2 separate regions of the Homo sapiens genome follow, and region 2 is linked to region 1. A link is an interaction called in ENCODE POLR2A ChIA-PET data of the cell type or tissue named here. Cell type or tissue: PC-3. All regions are shown on one strand. Each heading gives the region's core, and the rest is flanking DNA. Links, peaks and the distances in the headings are about the cores only.

The links. ChIA-PET counts read pairs that join two places held together with the same protein. Peaks named below come from ENCODE experiments on the same cell type or tissue, not always from the same donor. Only the 100,000 strongest peaks of a DNase experiment are listed, where the experiment ranks them.
Region 2: POLR2A ChIA-PET joins it to region 1 with 5 read pairs; 4 of 35 experiments call an interaction of 5 or more read pairs at or near these places.

Annotation. Positions count from the first base shown.
Region 1 is chr2:28,853,637-28,856,563 of GRCh38, reverse strand. The region is part of intron 3 of TRMT61B (tRNA methyltransferase 61B); the gene reads left to right. Among named protein-coding and RNA genes, the nearest start is that of TRMT61B, 15 kb to the left of the region's middle. In PC-3, for the core only: no CTCF peak of the experiment used is centred there; no DNase peak of the experiment used is centred there; H3K27ac peaks cover 870 bases.
Region 2 is chr2:28,797,586-28,800,512 of GRCh38, reverse strand. PPP1CB (protein phosphatase 1 catalytic subunit beta) reads right to left here. Exons shown (of 8, transcript NM_002709.3): 8 at 1-1,314. The coding sequence ends at 1,210. Among named protein-coding and RNA genes, the nearest start is that of SPDYA, 12 kb to the left of the region's middle. In PC-3, for the core only: no CTCF peak of the experiment used is centred there; no DNase peak of the experiment used is centred there.

The DNA.
Region 1 (2,927 bases), core at 205-2,704:
GTAGAACTTGGTATGAGGAGATGAGTCTGTAAATGCAGTCATGAGGGGCTAGATAATAAAGAAAGTTGTGTATATATCAAGCTGGATAGTATGGACATTATCTTGTAAGTAGGAGAGTAGACTGTCTAGATTTCTGTTTTAGAATAGTTCTGGAGAAAGAATGGAGGCTGGGAGTCTATGCAGAAAGGTATTATAATATTTCAACAAGATATGGTGAGGTGTTGACCTAAGTCAATGTCTGTGGGATTAATTTCAGAAACACTGGAGGTAGATTTGTGAGACTTTAATTCAAACAGAAGCACCAAAACCCCAGAGTCTCAAAAGAGAATTCAAGGTAAAGAAAATGATGGCTTCTTGATTAGGCTTTGAAAAAAGAAAATGATGACTCTTAAGTTTCTGGTTTGAGTAACTGGATAAATGCTGTTAACTGAGAATTGAGCATTCAAGATTTGCAGTTTTCTGGGTTATCTGACTTTGGTCCTTGTCAATAATATAGTAAAACTACAGTCTGAGAACCCATTTATGTCATCATGTTGACCCTTGATTGTCATTGAAATCTTGACTTGGATATTTATTTATTTATTTATTTATTTGAGATGGAGTCTCACTCTGTTGCCCAGGCTGGAGTGCAATGGCGTGATCTCGGCTCACTGCAATCTCTGCGTCCCTGGTTCAAGCATTTCTCCTGTCTCAGCCTCCTTTGTAGCTGGGACTACAGGCACCCGCCACCATGCCCAGCTAATTTTTTTGTATCTTTAGTAGAGACAGGGTTTCACCATGTTGGCCAGGTTGGCCTCGAACTCCTCACCTAAGGTGATCCACCCGCCTCGGCCTCCCAAACTGCTTGGATTACAGGTGTGAGCCACCATGCCTGGCCTTGACTTGGATGTTTAATAGGCATCTTAAATACATGTCCAAACCTGAATTCTTATTTCCCCCAAGCTTGCTCCTCCCATAATCTTCATCATTTTCCTCATTAGTAAATGACACCTCCATTCTTTCGGTGGCTTAGGCTAAAAACTTTGGATTCAGTTTTCTTTTTCTCACATCCTACAGCCAATTCTAATTCTAATTGGCTCTGTCTTCAAAATATATACCACTTCTTACCACACCCACTGCTCTTTGCTATTACAAGCCACTGTCATCCTTCCTTGCATTCTCAGTGTTTTCTGCATGTAGATTTTAAAGTGAGTCAGAGTATACTTAATGACAGTGAATTGTATACTTAAAATGGCAATGTTTATTTTACCACACACAAAAATAGTTTTTTAAAAAAGTTCAAATCATGTCAATCTTTAAAATTCTTCAGTGGCTTCTCAATTGAGTAAAGCTAAAGCCTGCATGATTCTATGTAATCTGTGTCCACCACCTTCGATGTCATCTCTTACCACTTGCCCCCTTTTATCTCCACTGCAGTGACAGTGGCCTCAACAGACTCCCCAAGTAGCCTACTACCTGAGTGTTTGTATTAAATATTTGCTGTTCCCTCCACCAGGAGCTCACTTCTCCCCTACATTTTCATGGGTTAAACTTAATTTTATTTTCTTCAGGTCTCTTCACTGACCAGTCTATGTATAAAATGACACCTCCTTTCCCTGACCTGTCCCTTTCTTTCCCTCTTTCTCTGCTTATTTTGTTTGTTTTGAGATAGGGTCTTATCCTGTCACCCAGGCTGGAGTGCAGTGACACAATCACAGCTCACTGCAGCCTTGATTTCTCAAGCCCAGGTGATCCTCCCTCCTCAGCCTCCCAAGTGGCTGGAACCACAGGAGCATGCCACCACGCCTGGCAGTTTTTTTTTTTTTTTTTTTTTTTTTTTTTTTTTGAGACGGAGTCTCGCTCTGTCGCCCAGGCTGGAATGCAGTGGCCTGATCTCTGCTCACTGCAACTCCGCCTCCTGGGTTCAAGCTATTCTCCTGCCTCAGCCTCCTAAGTAGCTGGGATTACAGGTGTGCACCACTGTACCTGGCTAATTTTTGTATTTTTAGTAGAAACGGGGTTTCGCCGTGTTGGCCAGGCTGGTCTTGAACTCGTGACCTCAGGTGATCCGCTCACCTCGGCCTCGCAAAGTGCTGGGATTACAGGCATGAGCCACTGCACCCTGCCATTTTTTTTATTTTTATAAATGCGGGGTCTCACTGTGTTGCCCATGCTGGTCTGGAACTCCTGGCTCAAGCAATCCTCCTCCCTTGGCTTCCCAAAGTGCTGGCATTACAGGCATGAGTTACCACGCCTATTCTGCTTTATAACTGTTTTTCTTCATGTCACTCACCACCCTCTGTCCTATTTATTTATATGTTTTCTTATTTTTGTTTAATGTCTACCCCTTCATTAGATCCCGTGAAACAGACTATAAGCTCCAACTATATCCTTACCACTTAGAAAAATGTTTGCCATGTAGACAGTGCTTAATAAATATTTGGTGAATAAATTAATAAGATGTCCCTTGACTGATTAGTACTGTTTTTAAAAGACACAAACAATCTAATATTTTATCATTTAGTAAATAGATATGCCAGCATATCTCTAAGCTTTCTGGAGTTAATACAACAGTAAATGTTACTTTATTTTCTATTTTGACCAGATTTATTTTTTGTTTTTAATTAATTTTTTATTTGAAAAATTTTCACTTATCTTTGTACTTACTGGCATCTTCTGTGACTATAGCCATGTATACTGCAATTGAAACAAGAATAAAGAGGAAATAAGGGATATGATTTTTTTTTTTGAGACAGAATCTCACTCTGTCACCCAGGCTTGAGTGCAGTGGTTTAATCTTGGCTTACTGCAACCTCTGCCTCCCGGGTTCAAGTAATTGTCCTGCCTCAGCCTTCCCAGTAGCTGGGACTATAGGTGTGCACCACCACACCTGGCTAATTTTTGTATTTTCAGTAGAGACAGGGTTTTGCCATGTTGGCCAGGCTACT
Region 2 (2,927 bases), core at 323-2,822, 56 kb after region 1:
ACAGTATCATATGACCTTTGATTATGAAAAAATCAGAATAAAAATCTTTAGTGACATAAGCCTTACAATCGTATACAACATTCACATGGCAATATTAGACAGTTAAGCACCCAATACCCATAGTTGACAAAATGTCCCACTGACCAGCATTCATTTAAATACATCCTTCGTATAGAGGGAGGAAAAAGAGACAGTGTCAGCTTTCCAAGGCTTGTCAAAAAAGGATTCTCATGTACTGTGGATCTAAAAACAAACAACAACTCAAAAAAAAAAAAAAAAAAAAAAAGAAAGAAAAAAGAAAAAGAAAACCAATGCAGGTGAAGGTGTTACCAGGAAGTTAAGCATGCCAAAAGGTGTTCCGTGCGAATGAAAACCTAAAGCCAAGGTACCACATAATCACATTACCAACTAGTTGGGTAATACTATATGAGCCTTATCTTAAATGAAATGCTACTGCACAATAGAGCATCAATAAGTTAAAAATTAGAGTGCACAAATCCAAATCAGTGTCAATTCCTGTATAAAGCAAAATATTCACTATCAGCTGTAAAGTTTGCCCAGTCAAACTGTATGATTAAAATCACTGGATTGGACAATGTGCGTATTTTTTTTTAAAACAATCAATCTCTAAAATTCCTTTTTAATGTAATGAGGCGAAAGTTTTCTTAGTAAGATTAAACAGATATCTAAGTAGATAAACAAGGGAAAATAATAGTTGGTGAATGTCTGTAAAGCTCTTCCCATATTTCACTTTTAAAAATGTTTAGGGAAAAAAATTAGAAGTATTTGCCATTATTCTAGTGAAAACAAACAAAAACAAAACAAGCTCAAAATAATTAAACAACCAAGCAACACTAAAACCACATTACACAGATGGATCATCATGCTTTCATCTGGTTTAACTATCACATCTAGTTTAACTGGGATGCTTTTCAACTTTAAAAATTGTGATACATGAAGATGTAACTTTAATGGATAATTTTGAATTTGGATTTAACTTTGTTGACTATAACAGAGTATACTTATTACAATACAGTGTAGCACATCTTTCTATTAGAAAAAAATTTAAGATCCTTTACCCGTCTCCTTAAGTTAAAGGTGTGACATCATAAAGGGTGTCAAATGGCTGGATGGTTTTACAGTGCACACTTATATATTATGAAGTATGTCCTTAACAAATCTGATGGTTTCTTTACAGAATTCCTTTCTTCACCTTTTCTTCGGCGGATTAGCTGTTCGAGGTGGAGTGACAGGACGTCCAGAATTCAGTCCACCATACTGGTATTTAGCTTTCTTTTCAGATGGTTTCAATATCTTAAAGTAAATTATTAACAAATAATGTTATTTTTTCATGTACAGAAGTTAAGAAAATTGTTACAATTGTGATTTTCAATAAATGGCATAAACTGCAAAAATGCAATAAAAATGTAGAATAGCAAAGTTCCATAAACATTTCTTAAAGTGTGCAAATGTCTGAACTTTGTCATTCCACTCATATTTTAATAACAAAAGTACACTAACTCTATCAACTATCCAATCCTTAGATTTAAGTAAAAAACTTTTTGAACTTAGTGTATCTCTGTTGTGAGGAAAAGAACACTGGTTTAAGAGTCAGAAGATCTATGTTGTCATCATAATTCTGATACAGTAACTTAGGAGGGTAACTAACCTACAAGTCACAAACCCTTCAGACCTTATTTATTTATGTATAAATAGATCTTTTTACTTAAAAAACAGCTTTATTGATATAAATCTAATTTTAGAACATTTGTCACCCCAAAAAGAAAGCTTGTTCCCATCAGCAGTCACTCCCCATTCCTGCTCTCCACATCCTCTAACTCTAACCAACTACTAATCTACTATGTGTCTCTATAGAATTGCCTATTCTGAACATTTCATATAACTGGCATCATATAATATGTGGTCTTTTGTGACTGGCTTCTTTCACTCAGGTTTTCAAAACCAGTTTTGAAGTATCAGTCCTTCATTCCTTTTTATTGCTGAGTTGTACATTGTACAGTCCATTGTATGGATGTACCACAGTTTATCTATTCAGTAGCTGATGGACATCTGAATTGTGTGACTTTTTCGGCTATAAGGAATAATGCACATTTATGTAACAGTTTTTGTGTGAACATGTTTTCATATATCTTGGGTATATACCTAGAGGTAAAACTGCTGCATCATATGAGAACTCTATTCCCACCATTAATGTATGAAGATTCTAATGCCTCCAAATCCTTGCCAAAACTTGATACAGTCTGGCTTTTTTACTACACTCATTCTGGTGGATGTAAATAGAGCTTTAACCTACATTATACATAAAAAAGTCATGATTTTCCAAAACTAAAACAGTATAGAAATATGTACAAAGTATTTTTTAAAAACTATTTAGAACATAATAGTGCCTTAGTGAAGAGAATATATTAATCCAACACCACTATGACAACTGCTGGAAGGATAAGGTATGGTTACTATATTTAATTTGTAAATGAGCAATCAACCATTTACCATTCAATTGTACTAATTGATGGAAACAGTATATTATGATAAAGAGAAAGAGGAATGGGAAAGCCCCAATGCATTTTAAGAGAAATACAGTGTGTGTACATCAAAGACATAGAATAGCCTTTGCAAAAGCAAAGTACTGAAGCTGTTTTACTCAGTGAACAAGAATGATTTGTAGGAGCACACTAAAGCTAAAACTGGCCTCTTTTAAAAATGTAAATGTTGAAACCAAAAGTTGGTTCTTCAAAAGAATAAACAAGATAGACTGCTAGCTAGATTAAGAAAAGATCCAAATAAGCACAATCTGAAATGAGAAAGGTGACATTACAACCAACCCCACAGACATACAAAATACCTAGAGATTATAAACACCTGTGCACACAAACTAGGAAACCTAGAATAAATGAATACATTCACAA